Linked DNA regions of Homo sapiens: region 2 is linked to region 1. Evidence: chromatin loops called from intact Hi-C (ENCODE). Cell type or tissue: CD4-positive, alpha-beta T cell. All regions are shown on one strand. Each heading gives the region's core, and the rest is flanking DNA. Links, peaks and the distances in the headings are about the cores only.

What was found. Hi-C counts contacts between places; a loop is a spot of excess contacts. Peaks named below come from ENCODE experiments on the same cell type or tissue, not always from the same donor. Only the 100,000 strongest peaks of a DNase experiment are listed, where the experiment ranks them.
Region 2: it touches region 1 in a loop (23-fold over the local background); 8 of 110 quality-filtered maps call a loop at or near these places.

The regions. Positions count from the first base shown.
Region 1 is chr4:109,995,456-110,003,801 of GRCh38, forward strand. It overlaps EGF (epidermal growth factor), which reads left to right. Exons shown (of 24, transcript NM_001963.6): 21 at 4,224-4,391. Among named protein-coding and RNA genes, the nearest start is that of EGF, 87 kb to the left of the region's middle. In CD4-positive, alpha-beta T cell, for the core only: CTCF peaks have their summits at 3,509 (motif pointing right) and 3,712; a DNase peak (open chromatin) is centred at 3,536; H3K27me3 peaks cover 590 bases.
Region 2 is chr4:111,279,217-111,287,562 of GRCh38, forward strand. No RefSeq gene overlaps it. Among named protein-coding and RNA genes, the nearest start is that of MIR297, 420 kb to the left of the region's middle. In CD4-positive, alpha-beta T cell, for the core only: a CTCF peak has its summit at 4,046 (motif pointing left); a DNase peak (open chromatin) is centred at 4,035.

The sequences.
Region 1 (8,346 bases), core at 212-8,211:
CATAAGGGTTTCACAGTGGGTAACGTGTCAACCTGGAAAGGAGATTTGAGGAAGCCCTAAAACTATGAGACATTCCCACTGTGCTCACTCCGAAAACCTTTCCTGTGGACCCTTTAACAAAACCCAAACCCACAATAGCCAGTTCTGCCTCAAATTTTACTTTTAATTCATTTCATATTTTCAAGGCAATAGGAGGAAACTGATAGATACCAAAAAACTAATACGTCTCCCAGGGTCAGGCTCCTGATCCATTGATAATTTTCTCTGTGCCTGAGGGAGGGGTGATGAAATAGTCTGATCCTCACAAATAGCTACTATAACCTTAAAGTCTTCTCTTATTTCATCAGTAATAATGAACAGAATAACTAAATTTGTGGAAGAGTAAGCTATATTCTGTGACAAAGTGTATGGCCTTGCACTAGAAATCATGTCCGCATGACAAAAATAGTGAAAAATTGCTCATGAATACTAGTAAAAATGACTCAGTCCTTATAGAATTCTGTTTTCATATTCATATTTACATGCTATAATTTCCTAACCTATGATAAATTGGGTATTTGCAATAGTTATTGCTAGTTTTAATGTTAAGAATCTAATTGGTTTTGCCTGTTCATTGTTTCTGATCATCCCAAATAATGAAATTACAAAAATAAATGTCCGAATGTATTAGGTCATGGTTGTTTTCCTCCATGATACTTTAGACTATAAAAATCATTATAATAATATAAAGGGTACTACAGGGTTACATACTGCATTTAGAACAATGTTTTCATTTGGATCTGATAACATCCATTTATTAAATGATTGATGAACTCTTTAACACACTGCTTTTCTTTCTGTCATTAAATCCTGATGAAAATATCATATTTCTCTGATAATGTTTTAAACATGAGTTGCTACAAATGACAAACTGGAGATAAGACTCAAATTGAAGGACCTTGAACCTAAAGCAATATTTAAAATATTACCAGAGTTCACAGTAATCTGGATCATAACCTTGTTTTTAAATTGTATATTTAATAAAAATGTGGTTTAATTAACTATTCAACCCTTGCCTCCTCCTGCCCTGATGACCTCACCTTATCTTTTATTAATTCCTTAATAACAAGTCTCTAGGAAGTGCTTTACCCATCCAACTTTTATTAGAAACACTTCCTAGGCAGGTGTCATTCTGTACAGAGTGCTCTTCATGCTGTAAGCAGGTTTTGGAAGAGCCAGCTCTTTCTTCCTTTCTTAGAGGAACTGGAAGTTCCCCTCAGCCACAAGAAACCACAGGGTGCCCCCGGGGTGATGCAGAGGAAGTGAGAGTTGGGAGTCTCCATGCCCAAGGTATTCCTCGAAGATTTCCTGGTTTGGAGATGCTCAGGAGGCTCCAAACCTTCTGGGCTCAGAGGAGGTCCTCGTTCATTCTGTCTTTCAGCCAAACACCCTTCTGAACAGGTCTTCTTTAGACCAAGACCCCCCAACATCAGTCCTGTGAAATGCTTTTTAAAAACAGGCTGTATGGTCAAATCACGTTGAGAGATGCATCATACTCTACCCTCAATTTTTTTTTTTCAGGAGACCATCGTCTTATTATTACTCAAATTGGTTTCCCTGAGCATTCGGGGAGCAGAGTTTTTAAGGACAGCTTGGTGGGTTAGGGGAAGCCAGTGAGCCAGGAGTGCTGATGGGTCAGGGATGAAATCACAGAGAGTTGAAGCTGTCTTCTTGCGCTGAGTCAGTTCCTGGGTGGGGGCCATAACTTCAGATGAGCCAGTTAATTGATCCGGGTGGTGTCAGCTGATCCATCAAGTGCAGGGTCTACAGAATATCTCAAGCATTGATCTTAGGAGCAGTATAGGGAGGTTCAGAATCTTGTAGCCTCCAGCTGCGTAACTCCCAAACCATAATTTCTAATCTTCTGTCTAGCCCTCAATTCTTGATTCATAGTATATACCACAACACATTAAAAAGTCTTGTTTACCAGCCCGGGTAACATGGTGAGACTCCATCTCTACCAAATTTTTTTTTTCTTTTTTTTTGTGATGGAGTCTCGCTCTGTCGCCCAGGCTGGAGTGCAGTGGCGCAATCTCAGCTCACTGCAAGCTCCGCCTCCCGGATTCACGCCATTCTCCTGCCTCAGCCTCCAGACTAGCTGGGACTACAGGCACCTGCCACCATTTTTTATATTTTTAGTAGAGATGGGGTTTCACCGTGTTAGCCAGGATGGTCTCCATCTCCTGACCTCGTGATCCGCCCGCCTGGGCCTCCCAAAGTTAGCCAGGTATGGTGGTACACATCTGTATTTCCAGCTACTTGGGAGGCTGAGGTGGGAGAATCGCTTGAGCCCAGGAAGCTGAGATTGCAATGAGTTGTGATGGCACCACTGCACTCCAGCCTGGGAGACAGAGTGAGACCCTGTCCATAAAAAAATAAAATAAAATAAAATAAGCCTTGTTTATCTGTATTGAGTCTAGAATGTCTCAAAATTATTTGGCTATGGAAAGGCAAACTTATTTGGCCACAGAATCTTTTGTTTGGTTTAACAGAAGAACTAATTCATAACCAAAGAACTAGTATCCTGTGTCCTCCTCCCACCCTGGAAAATGCTGAATGACTATTCTGGGCCTTATAAGACTCAGTGAGGCTCTACTATTGCAGCTGACTTGGATCTCCAGGACTCTTGGCTAAGGGACTGACATATTCCTCAAGACCCCAGACTTTCTGAAAGGATCAGAGGTGTGGCCCATTAACATCCAACAGTTTAAAAGTGGTGCTGCTAGGCATTGATAGTAAATGGCTGTAACCAAAGATAGCTAGAATTAAAACAGCATCCAAGAAAGCCTGCAAGAATGATGGTCCTTTATGCTTTTGCACTCAGATCCTGATATCTCTTGCATGGTTAGTTCCAGAAGATAGCTTTTCAGAGGTGAATAGAGCATAAAACTCTTTTTGGAAGCAGCATGGTATAGTGGAAAGAACATAGGCTTTGAAATCAGAGAACCATTGGAGTCAAACCTGTCACTCATAGCTGTGTGACGTTGTACAAACTCCTTGAGCCTCAGTTTCCTTATCCATAATACAGGAATATGCCACCAAAAATAAAATAAGTAAAAGTGCCTAGCAGGATGTCAAACACACAAGATGGTTAACAAGTACTAATCCATTTCCCTCCTTCCTCTGTGAGTGAGTTGCCCAGTCCCTCTGACCAGCTAAAGGTAGAGACAGGCCTAGAGCCCAGATCTTCTGGAGCTTTGTCCAGTGTTTTTTCCATGCTGCCTCTTCTCACTATGGGCACTGGTGTCAGTTCTCTGTATTTTTATTCCGTTAAGTCCTTTTGGAATAAAGTGGGGACATGGATGAATAAATAGTTGATCCAGGGACCAAAGGGAGGAATTTTTAATAAGTGGGCATTACAGAGTGTTTAATAGGATGTTTTTCAAAGTTGATGCTTTTGCAAAGGATAATAGAATACAGATGTTTACCTGAGATCTTAATTGTTTCTAGAAATGCACATTCCCAGTAGATGGCAGCATTGCTTCATTTACTTCAAAAAAGTTCAGCAGTTCACTCTAGTGACAGTTTCACTAATGGGACAGCAGGGTGTTTGTAGGTGAACGTCCCTTTTTCCTCCATATAGCTTTTTCTCTCATTGAAGAAAATAGGCAAATGCCTGTATGTATGTTGTACTGGGTCTTCCCTTGCACTAGTAGTGATTTTTTTTTTTAAAGGAAAAAAGTTTTCTCTGCAGACTAGGTTATGTGTTCTGTTTAGAAACTGTACACATTCTTCTTTTATAGCCTGGTTTCAAGTGAGGAACTCTGCCTTCAAATTCTCCTTTCCTTTCACCTATACTCATTGCAATCTGGCCAAACATTTGTTTCCAAAACTCCCTTGGCTCTTAGGGCAGAGTTGCTTTGTGTTGGTTTTAAAAGGTGGCTCCTCAGGATTTTAGCCTAACAGAAACTGATCTTTAATCAATGTCCTGTAATGCCTTATAGAGGCAGTATGCAAATAATCCCCCATAAATCCCAGAGCAAACAGACGAAAGGGAGAAGTCCATGCTGCATTAACTTGTAAATCATAGCGCTTTCAACTGACCCCTGATGGATTTTCTATATGTTTCTAAAGAGCTGAGTCTGGAAATGCAGAGGTTGAGAGACAGCTGAATACTGAGTGTCAAAACTATCAGCGTTTTTGGCCAGGCATCTCTGATGACCTCTGTTTGTGTGTTGTCACAGCTGTGTTGTTGGCTACATCGGGGAGCGATGTCAGTACCGAGACCTGAAGTGGTGGGAACTGCGCCACGCTGGCCACGGGCAGCAGCAGAAGGTCATCGTGGTGGCTGTCTGCGTGGTGGTGCTTGTCATGCTGCTCCTCCTGAGCCTGTGGGGGGCCCACTACTACAGGTGACCCTGTCTTTCCTTTGGTACTGGAAACCTCTTTCTAAGACCTCCCAGGGGAATGCCTGTCTCCTTGAGATGAGATGTATGAAATAGTACCTCTACATACTACATTTAAAACGTGAAATAGGCTGGGTGCAGTGACCCATGCCTGCAATCCCAGCACTTTGGGAGGCCGAGGCAGGCAGATCACTTGAGGTCAGAAGTTCGAGACCAGCCTGGCCAACATGGTGAAACCCCGTCTCCACTAAAAAGGCAAAAAGTAACAGGCGTAGTGATGCACACCAGTAATCTCAGCTACTCGGGAGGCTGAGGCATGAGAATTACTTGAACTTGGGAGGCAGGGGTTGCAGTGAGCCAAGATCATGCCACTCCACTCCAGCATGGGCGATAGAGCGAGACTCCGTGTCAAAAAAAAAAAAAAAAAAAAGGTGAAATAACAGTACAATTTTTACTGTTAGCTCAGGATTTCATTGCTCTGAAACATCAGTGCTTTTACGTTTTCCTTGTTCCATTCCAGTCATTGTCCATACACCTTCATAGTATATGTGTTATTTATCAATCACAATATGGTTTTGCGTTCCACTCTCTTTGTTTAATATTATATGCTCCCCCCATAGCCTGCATAACTATAATTTTTCATTGCTGCCTTCCATTGAGTTGATTTTCCACAAAATATTAACTGTCATAAAAGAAAATCAATATCTTCCCTAATTTGGAAGGAAATTTCTGGTCCTCAGATTTTGTGCTTTTAATAATTTCAAGTTAACAATTAAAAACTGTAGACAATAACATTTATACATTTAATTCTTTAAAACTAACACTACATTAGGGTGCAGGCACAGGCATCACACTGCTCATTTTCTGTTTTCTTAGAAAGTAGGACAGCTTCCTCTATTATCATCAATATTGAAAAGCATTTTATGTACGGTTATAGTTTGTGTTGTACAAAATCAGTGAGTCATAAAACTTTAGGGCTGAAGGGGACTTTATGGAATTATCTAGTTCAATCTTATCATTTCATGGCTGGAGGACCTAAGACCCACTTGACTAATAGGTCCCAATTCTCTGAGATGTACAAAATATCTGCCACCATCTGTAGATAAAAATTTAACCACATTTATGGGTACTACACAACCACTCAAGTGGCAACTGTCTTGTGTTCTGGAAAATTCAACATATCAGCCAAGATGTACTTATCAGAGATCCTGCTATAGCCTAGTGTAGTGGTTAAGAGCACAGGCTCTGGAATCAGATTATACAGGTTCAAATCCAAGTTAGTGTCTAAATAACACCAGACATGTGTCCTAACCTCTGTATTCATTAATTTCCTTTACTATAAAGTAGGAACAAGAATAGTACTTATCTCAAGGGTTATTGTGAGATTAATTGGGTTAACCTAAGTAAAGGCTTTAGTGTAAGTCTGGCATATAGGAATTAATAAATGCTATCTGTTATTTTGATTTTTTATGAACTGTAACCTTCCCCCAAAAGAGTCATATGCTCTAAGCCCTTTTCTACCACCTCTTGAGAGACAAGATTCTTAGGCACAAACTTGACATTTTAATTCAGTAGTCCATCAATAACATTGTAATTTTTAGCCTGGTGTGTAATCAATATCTTGGATATGTGTAGAAAGAATATTGAATGATCAATGGTTCATCCCATTGGATCATTGCCAAAGGGCAGGAAAAAAAAATGGAAACTAGAAACTTAAGTTCATGCGTGCCATAATTATTAAGTGTTTTTTCCTATTTGTTGTGTTATGATATAGTATGTCTTATGTTCTGTTGGCATTTTTCAGAGATCTGGATTGAAAGCTAACGGCAAATTGCTGGCTTTTTAAACTTGGAATTCAAAGACCAGCTCAGCTGAAAGATGACTATAGACTTTACATACATATAAGAGTATCTTCAACCTCAGACTCTCATACTCCAAAAATCAGAAGTGAAAGGACTATTCCTTCAAAAAGAAAGCTCATCAGAACCCTTTCTTTTTCTCTTCACTGAAATGCATCCAGAGTTGTACAATTCTTCCTGAGTGAATCTATGGTTATTTACCTAACAATTCTGATCAGTGTACCTGCTTACCTCTCCGCAAAGTTTCAGCTATGTGCATAACTACGTTTGCACTATAGATCAATTCTGACAAGATCAAATTAAAACTGCTAGTCTAAATGTTGCCATGTCATACTCAACTGTACCAACAAATACAGCTCTAACATTGAGTTTTTAAGTTAGACATGCTAACTGTTTTTCTTTAAAGGGTTAAAATCAGTTATTTCCTCCCTTATACCATTCCTTGCCTGTCTTGTCTAGCTTGTTTGATACCGTTTGTCTTCTGTGTCTCTCAAAGGATTAATTGTTTGTGTGCTGGGTGTGGTGGCTCGTGTCTATAATCCCAGCATTTTGGGAGGCCAAGACAGGCAGATTGCTTGAGCCCAGGAGTTCAAACCAACCTGGGCACCATGGCAAAACCCTGCCTCTACTAAAATTACAAAAAATTACCCAGGCATGGTGGCACACAGCTATAGTACCACCTACTTGGGAGGCTAAGGTGGGAGGATCGCTTGAGCCAGGGAGGCAGTGATTACAGTAAGCCGTGATTGCACCACTGCTCTCCAGCCTGGGTGACAAAGCGAGATTCTGTCTCAAAAACAAAACAAAACAAAAAAGACTAATGTTTGTGAAACTAAATAAATTTTTCAAGTATTCTAATCTTATTAGTTTAAAACATGTGATTTCTTGGAAGGACTCCCTTGTAAGAAAATCAACAGGAAGTATTTCATCACAAAGTATAACTTTGTTTTTTTGTGGGTTTTTTTTTAACTTTTATTTTAGGTTCAGGGGTATATGTAAAGGTTTGTTACACAGGTAAACTTGTGTCACTGGGGTTTGTTGTACAGATTATTTCATCACCCAGGTATTAAGCCCAGTACCCAACGGTTATGTTTTCTGCTCCTGTTCCTCCTCCCACCCTCCACCCTCAGGTAGCCCCCAGTGTCTGTTGTTCCTTTCTTTGTGTTCCTGAGTTCCCATCATTTAGCTCCCACTTAGAAGTTAGAATATGTGATATTTGGTTTTCTGTTCCTGTGTTAGTTTGCTAAGAATAATAGCCTCCAGCTCCATCCATGTTCCTACAAAAGACATGATCTCATTCCTTTTTATGGTTGCATAGTATTCCATGGTGTGTATGTGCCATATTTTCTTTATCCAGTCTGTCATTGATGGGCATTTAGGTTGATTCCGTGTCTTTGCCATTGCGAACAGTGCTGCTGTGATCATTGACATCCATGTGTCTTTATGGTAGAATGATTTATATTCCTCTGGGTATATACCCAGTAATGGAATTGCTGGGTCAAATGGTAGTTCTGCAGTTAACTCTTTGAAGCATCACCGTACCGCTTTCCATAATGATTGAAATAATTTCCTCTCTCTCCAACAGTGTATAAGTGTTTCCTTTTCTCCAAAATTTCATGAGCATCTTTTTTTTCTTGACTTTTTATTAATAGCCATTCTGACTGGTACAAATTATAACGTTGTACCTTTGCAACTTTGGAATTGTTTATATTAGCCACTTGTTTCAATTTTTTTCCTTGAAGCCTTTGATTAAAACACATAATAACCCACACCATCTCTTGGTACTGTCTGTGATGCCAGATTCACAGCAGCCCCTCCTATCCTTATCACTCTTCCTGGAACGTCCAGGTAGGGCTTTTGACAGAGGGTTGCATTCCTAGAGGCAATTAAGCTGCCTATCTGCCCCAGGACAGTGGCGTTATTGTGGAGTCTCACAGATGCACTGCTCTAGGGGCTACTGCTTTGAGGATGGGGATCCATCTCCATGCTAAATCTCCCCACCCCCACCCCTAGTGAATGACGCCGTGTATAGACTTAGCGTTGAATGTCAAACAAGACAGTACTCTAAAAAACTGGATTTGGAAGCAAGATACCTAGTGTAT
Region 2 (8,346 bases), core at 74-8,073, 1.3 Mb after region 1:
AAGAATAAGTAACACCTAGTAATTGCTAGCACAATGGAGTGACTATAATAAATAATAATTTAATTGTTCACTTAAAAATAAGTAAAATAATATAATTGGATTGTTTGAAACACAAAGGATAAATGCTTGAGGTGATAGATACCATGTTTACCCTGATGTGACTATTATGCATTGCATGCCTGTATCAAAATATCTCATGTAACCCATAAATATAGACACCTACTATGTATCTACACAAATTAAAAATTTAAAAGTAAAGGCTTCAATGTTTCTTATTTTTACTCATTAAATCAAAATAAAATTTGTAGAGCAATTATTGCCAACCCCCACCTTTTTAAAGAAAATGGAAGTTTTAAGTTGTTAATTAATTATAATTGCATATCTCTTTTAGTCCTTCTGCCACAGAAAATGAAATTTGATTTCTTGTACAGTATAAAGGTAGCCTCTCCACCCATATAATAGACCCTGTAACCACTAATCTTCCCTCAAAATCCTCTCCTATTTTTAACCTTTTCTATTGGCCCTGGTCCTTTTCATTAATATAATGGTGATCAGTCTCTTCTCTCACGTATTAAAGAAAAATGTCTTGCCTCAATCTGTTATTTCTCTCTACTTCTAGCTCTAAATTTCTCTGTCTGTTTGTGGGCATCAGAATAGTAGATGAGAACATCTGACTTATTAACTGTGGGATTTCAGACAAATTACTTAATCTTTAAAGGCCTTTATTACTTTATCAGTTTTATCATTGTAAAGTGATGATAATATTTATTATATAGATTTGTAATGATTCAATGGCTTAGTTACTACAGAGCACTTAGTCCAGAGCCTGGCACATGGTAAGCACTCAAAAGGCTTAACTGTATTATAATTATTATTAGAATACTAACTCACACATAAGCCTCCTGGAAATGAAATCTATACATGTTATCTCCAATTCTTCATTTCCTATTTATTCCTTAATTTAATCATCTTCATCTAAAGACTATACTAAAATTCTTCCTAAGTCAATGGCTTTCTAATTAAAATAATTTATTGAATATTTTTATATTCTCTTACTTGACCTTTCTACAGCATTGAGGTCAGTGACTGCTTCCTCCTTTGAAAAATTCTCGTCTGCTTTGGCTTCTAAAATACGAATCTTTTTTTTTATCTTCCTCTTGCTTTTCTAGTCACTTCACCATTCTGAGTCCTCTTTTCTCTACTTTCCCCTAAGAGTTTGAATACCCTAAAGATTCCTTCTTGAACCTTCACTTTGTTAACCTTGTATGCTCTCTTAACTTAGATATATTACCTCGACTCCTCCTATGCACTGAGGACTTCCAAATCTTTGGTATCTAAATTCTGTATGCCGTTGGCTACTAAACATTTCCACTTAGATGTCCTATTGCCATCTCAAATGCAATACAACCATAATTAATTTTAAATTTCCCTTTGTTTCCCCTGTTAAACCATCTTTAAAGTTGTATTTCCTTACGTATTGAGACACCAAGAAAGAAATCTGGGTAGCATTGTAGACATCTTGCTCATACCTCATTAGCAACCAAGTTCTTAGACCGCACTTTCTGCATATCTCCTTTTTAATCCATTCCTTTCTTTTCATCCTACTCATTGCCAGTGCCTCAGGCTTCTTTCATTAACCTTTTACAGTTTCTCTCAGCTTCTAGTTTCCCTGTCCTTCAGTCTACTTTCCATGCTTCTTACCCAGTGATCTTTTCACTAAATATCTTAAGTTATTTTCACATCACAGAGAAAAATCCTGAACATACTAAGCCTAGTGCACGAGGCCTTTTCTTCTGTAACCTCTCCGGCCACCATGCCCTACCCAGCTTCTCCAGTGTCTCTCTTTTCACTTCGGTTGTCTCTTGTTAGAGTACTGTTAGCCCCTTTACTTTCCACCTAGCTCTGTCTTGTAATTTTTCAATCTTAACTCAAGCATTTTCTTCTCTAAGAAGTCCTTCTAGAATCCTTTCAATGTGCAATTTACACGTCCCTCCTCTGCACTCTCGTAGTACCTTGTTCATTCTGCCGTTACCAAACTCAGCAATTATTTTCCAAGGTGAAACACCTATTTGCATTCTCCCATTAAGGTAATTCTTGAGGAAAGGTATCATGTTTAGAACTCCAGCATTAGTTCACAACCTGGCACGTCATAGCTACTCAATACTCTCTGGAAAGATGATGATTCACAAACAAGTTTGTTGCTTTACCTATTGCATCATATCGCCTGTACATGTGTAATGATTTATCAGAAATATTTATTATAAATGTTTTAGTATTATGTATACATTAAATAGTTCTAAAAGGTATTCAAACATTGACTTGAGAGTTCTATCCCTCTATTACTATTAACCTGCTATGTATCCATATCTATCTTACCGAAATTCATTGAGCCTCTTTTTTTTTTTTTTTTTTTTGAGATGGAGTCTCGCTCTGTCGCCCAGGCTGGAGTGCAGTGGCGTGATCTTGGCTCACCACAACCTCCGCCTCCTGAGTTCAAGCGATTCTCCTGCCTCAGCCTCCCAAGTAGCTGGGACTACAGGAACCTCATGTATTATGCTGTTAAACAAGAGGATTAGACTACTTTTTAGTTACTTTATACATTCTAAACTTTTAAATTTCTGACAGATTTTATCTTATTTTTTGATTAATACCTTTTGGAGGTAATTCTAAATAATATAAAGATATATGAAATAATATAAGGATGCTTTTTGGCTTTGGCATGTTACATTATTTTCACATTTATTTTGTTTACCTTTTCTTTTCCATTTACCAGTACCTTAGTGTCATTTTCCAATCTAAAAATATAGAGCCTTATTTATATGTGATAGCAACATCATAAATAGCTTGATGTATTGAAAACACTAAACTAAACATGTTACAGAAGAAGCTGGTGCCTTTCATTGGTATTATCTCCTTCAAGATGACAGGCAATCTCAGGAGGCCAGAGAATTCTTAGTTGTATGAGTTTGTGACTAATAGGTGGTTTGATGTGACAAGAGCTGGCCGTCTTGGGAAATTGAACTATCTTTATGCTCAATACCCTTTGTGTCTCATTCTTTGTAGGTTATTGTTGGAGGCCTTTGGGGACCTCTTTTACAGTTTGCATTCACAGAAAATATGAGATCAGCAAGAACTCTGTAGTTTTACTGTCATTATTGATCTGCTGCCATTCCATTCTGTAGCTAATTTGCTTGTTAGCAGTTATTCTAAAAGCTATTTATATTTTCAGTATAACCTATGCTGCATACTGGGCTTTATATTTTTCTGGATTAAGATAAAATAATACAACTTACCACCAAAAGACTGTGCTTTAGGCTAAATATTTTCTGATTTTCCATTTACAAATAAGAGTTTAAAAATCAAAAACATATTACTGTGAATGTGATCTCTTTGATAAACACCATATAAGTTCAGACACATTAAGGGAAAAACAATGACCATATTCATGAGAAAATATCATTTGTAAAAAATCTTTTAGCCTATAAATTTATATACAAATTACAAGAAGAGTGATGTATTAGGAATTCATGAACACTGTTTCTAAAGTTGGGATTTATTTGAAGTTGAACACTCAATAAATGTGTGGGCTGATTGACTGATTCTCTGTTCTGAAGGTAACCATAATACACCCTTGTTATTCATGCCAATTGTTGAAGGTAAAAAGCCTCTTTCTGCCTCTCTGGAACAGGAGGTGTGTGTCCCCTTTCTGAGGTCAATTTCTGACACATGTATTCATCCGAAATGAATTTCTAGTGAGCTGGATGTGCATATGTGTGTAGCACCCATGAGCACAACACCTAAATAGGGAAAATCCCTGGGAAAAACTAATACAAAACAAGCAATAAAAAACAAAAACAGCAGGCTTACATAAGATATATTTATCTCAATTTAAATATGTAAAGTGAATGAAATATATATTTGATTTATTTTAATCATATACCTGAGCTATGGAAAGCAAAATATCCTCATTCCAAATTTTGAAGAAACTGCAATCCAAATACAAGCACTTGAGCTGATGTTAATGCTGCCGCCTGGTGGTGGGGTAGGGATATGCAGCGTTTTCAATGAGAAAGAGCCTTGGATTTTCATACTCAGCCAAGGAGTTGCCGCGGCATAAGAAAATGTAACTGAAAACTGCATAAAATTCAGAGCATCAAGCGGCTGCAAAGACACTGAAAAGGAGGGCTAGAAAATATATGGCCAGTGTACTAAAAAGGAAAATTATAACAGATTATGGTGACGGAAAAAGTTCTCCAATGAGAATTTATACCCCCACATTCTTTGATTTTACACTACCACATGGTTCCAAATTAAAACATGTACAAAAATACTCAAGAAATGGTCTCTGGATAGTGATGCCCGGCAGAAGCAAAGTAAAATTGTTCTGGAAATGTCTTACATAATTTAGGATAGATATAAAAGATTTCCTTAAAAAAATGGAGACATTATGAAAAAGATTTGGGTGGAGAGAGGAAACAGAACTTCTAGAAATAAAACATGTTACTCAGTGACATAGAAATACTAATGAAAATGCTTAACAAGGGATCAGAACCATCTGAAGAATGAATTAGGAAAACGAATGAGTGATTTGAGAAGGCAACTGACATTGTAGCAAAGAGAGATAAAGGGAAAGTTTAAAAGGGAGTATAGAAGAAAAGGGGGATAAAATAATACTGATACTAGTGGTACAAAAAAGATAGTACACGTAATACTGCTAGTATCAGAGAACAGAAAAAACAGCAATAAAAGGGAAGAGACAATATTTGAAAATGACTGTTAACTTTCCAAAATTTACTAAAGACATTGGATTCATCAGTCATCGATTCAAAAAGGACAATAAGACTAGTATTGGATAGATATAAGTAAATCCCCATCTGTGACATACATGTTTGCAGAACATTAAAAACAAATAGGTTTTTAAAGGGAACAGAAGAAAGAGAGATAAACTACAAAGGGATGACAATTAGAATAGCAGCAGAATTCTCAGCAGCAAAACAACACTGAAAAATTTTAATAATAATCGGATTTTCCAAGTGCTAAAAAGGGAAACAACTCTTAGCATACTCAGCCAATCTGAACTATTATTCAAGAGTAAGAGCAAAATAAAATTATTTTGAATCTGGGAAAAAGAGAACATACTACTCTCCAACATTTATTAGAAGTAAAACTAAAAGGTATACCTCAGGAGGGAGAAAACTCCTAGAAAGAAGGAGCAGGATATGAAAAGCCTTCGTGAGTAATAAAACTGATGAAACTTGAGATTTATATAAATAGATATTGATTATCTAAAGCAATAACAACCAATACTATAAAATATTAAAGTGTAAAATGGGTGGTTTATTGTGAATAGGGCACTTAGGGCCTTTGTGTTATTCAGGAGAAGAGAAATAGCATTGCTCAAACCTTTGCTTCGTTGAGTCAAGTGTGCATGTTAAAAATATAGGGAAATGTCTAAAAATTAAAAATACAAGTAGAGTAAAAGGATGTAAGAATACTTTATTAATTAAATGGAAAGTCGTGATGGAGTAGAAGATTAAAAAAGATTTGTGCATTAATAAAAAAGCTTATTAATTAGAAAGCATAAAATCACATGGTGGGATTTTTTCCAAATTTATCAATAATCATAATTGTGAACATAATGGATATTTTATTTTAAAAAGTGAATGTCAGGTGGAAGGGAAAAAGTCTCATCCAGTTATGTAATATAAAGTGCTGATGATGATAAGAAGAAAAAATACAATAAGCAAATTTTAACTGACAAAAAGCTGATACAGCTTCATAGAATGATAATATCATTCTCTTATTGGAAAGAGCTTTCCCTTTTCCCTGTGTATTTATTTATGAGCAGAAAAACCTTAGGAACAAGTCTTATATTCGTATGTACATACATACATATACATATACATATATATGTGTCTGTAAATATATATTACAAAAATTATGAAACTTTGTTTTAAGATATTAAAAAAGTCTTCTTATTCTATAAACAAAACTCAATGTTCAATTCCAGGAAGATGAATGATTTAACTATCAAAAGAATAACTTTAAAACTTTGGGCACAAACTATAGGCAATATCTTTATCAATCTACTATAAAACAATAGTAATTAAGGTAATATGATATTGGCATAGGCATAGACAAAAACTTAGTAAAACAGAGCCTTGAAACTAACTCATGTGCATATGTGAACATGATACATGGCAGAGGTGATATTACAAATAAGTGGAGAATAGATTCAATGAATGATACGTCAGTTAATCACGAGAAAGATAAAACCACATAACTAAATCACATGCTATTCAGAAAATTAATTTCAAATGGACAAAATACCTAAACAAAAACCAAAATTTTTAAAGTAGTTAGAAGAACCATAGACAAATATGATTAAGTCTTCAGAGTACAAAACAATTTCTTATAAAAATACAAACTAAAAGAAAAATGTAATGAAGATTGCTGCTGCCTAATTAAAACCATTCATAGAAAAGCAGTTAACTTAAACAAAATGAAAATCTGTGGACTGATGTGATATTTGCATCCCATATAAAATAAGAAAGAATTAATATCCAGAATAGACACAGAACTTCTACAAATCGCTAGGGTTGAACAACTCATAGAAAATATGAGGAGAATATAAACAGGAAATTCAGAGAGGAGAAAATCAGATGGACAGAAAGATAAAATATATTACCAACCTTAACAGTAACTAAATCAATTAAGATTAAAATAATCACAACGTATAATTTCACTACTCAGATAAAAAATACTAAGTCTGCTAACACCAAGTCTTGACAATGTGGGAAAATGAGAACACCTACAGAGCTTAAATTATTAGAATGACTTTGGAGAGCAATTAGGCAAAATGTGAATAGTCAATAAGCCTTAAGCTGTGTGTGTGTGTGTGTGTGTGTGTGTGTGTGTGTGCACGCGCGCGCACAGAAAAAAGTATTTTCAATCTGGGTGCAGTGGCTCATGCCAGTAGCTACTCAGGAGGCTGAGGCAGAAGGATTGCCTGAATCCAGGAGTTTGAGGCCAGGCTGGGCAACATAGTGAGACCCCATCTCCGAAAATAAAAAGAAAATACGTGTTTTCATGTACACATTTTGTGATATATGAATTATATATGTAAACTAAGTTGTATGCTTGATAAGGAGCTGCCACTGTGATTATTTTTTTAGAAAGTGGAATGTACCTTTAAAAAATGCTTTGGGTTGGCTGGGCGTGGTGGCTCACGCCTGTAATCCCAGCACTTTGGGAGGCTGAGGCAGGTGGATCACGAGGTCAGGAGATCGAGACCATCCTGGCTAACACGGTGATACTCTGTCTCCACTAAAAATACAAAAAAAAAAAAAAAAAAGAAAGAAATTAGCTGGGCCTGGGGGCTGGTGCCTGTAGTCCCAGCTACTCGGGAGGCTGAGGCAGGACAATGGCGTGAACCCGGGAGGTGGAGCTTGCAGTGAGTAGAGATCGCGCCACTGCACTCCAGCCTGGGCGAAAGAATGAGACTCCGTCTGAAAAAAAAAAAAAAAAAAAAATGCTTTGGGTAAGTACTTACAATTGCTGGAAAAAAGCATTTGCATAATTAAGGTGATCATTTTATAACAGAGACTACACTAAATCAGGCTTAGTTACAAAGTTTAGTAAATTCCAACAACTGTATGAATAGTTTTAAAAAGGTTGTTACACATACAGGAATTGTATAGTTTAACAAATATATCAGTGGGTGTTTTTTTTTTTTTTAAATCCATGCAATAAAGGTTGCTGACTTTGTATACACTACCATCCAAAATAATCCACTCACAAATAAACGCGCTCCGGCTTGAATACACTTCTGTCTCTATATCAGTTCTTTCCCCTTCTCATATGTAAGAGGAGTACATTTTATTTCTTTTTCCAAATGCTAGCTTTGATCTTTGTCATTTGGATTCCAAGATGGAGAGGGATTATAGAGGGTTCCTAAACCTTGTTTGTTTCAGGAAACTTTCTCTTTCCACTGAGCTTCCAAATATGTTCAGTTCACTGTCTAGAAGGATAAAAAGGAATACAAACCTCACTTATATTTACTGATCACTTTGAAAACTATTCTATTTCTTTCATTCATTTCTCTTCCAAACTAGGGAGGAGTTAATTTTAAAAAGGACTAAGAGTTTTAATAAAATACAAGATAAAATTTAGCAAACAATATTAAAAAATGCTAATTAGGTTATATTAAATCTAATATAGATTAACGTAAAATGTAAAAATTTCCTTTGATAGTACCTGAAAATGCTGAGATATATTATACAGTGGGTCCCATTTGAAGTCATGTTAAAAGGGCAGAGATCTTATTGGAAACTGTTTATTTGAGAG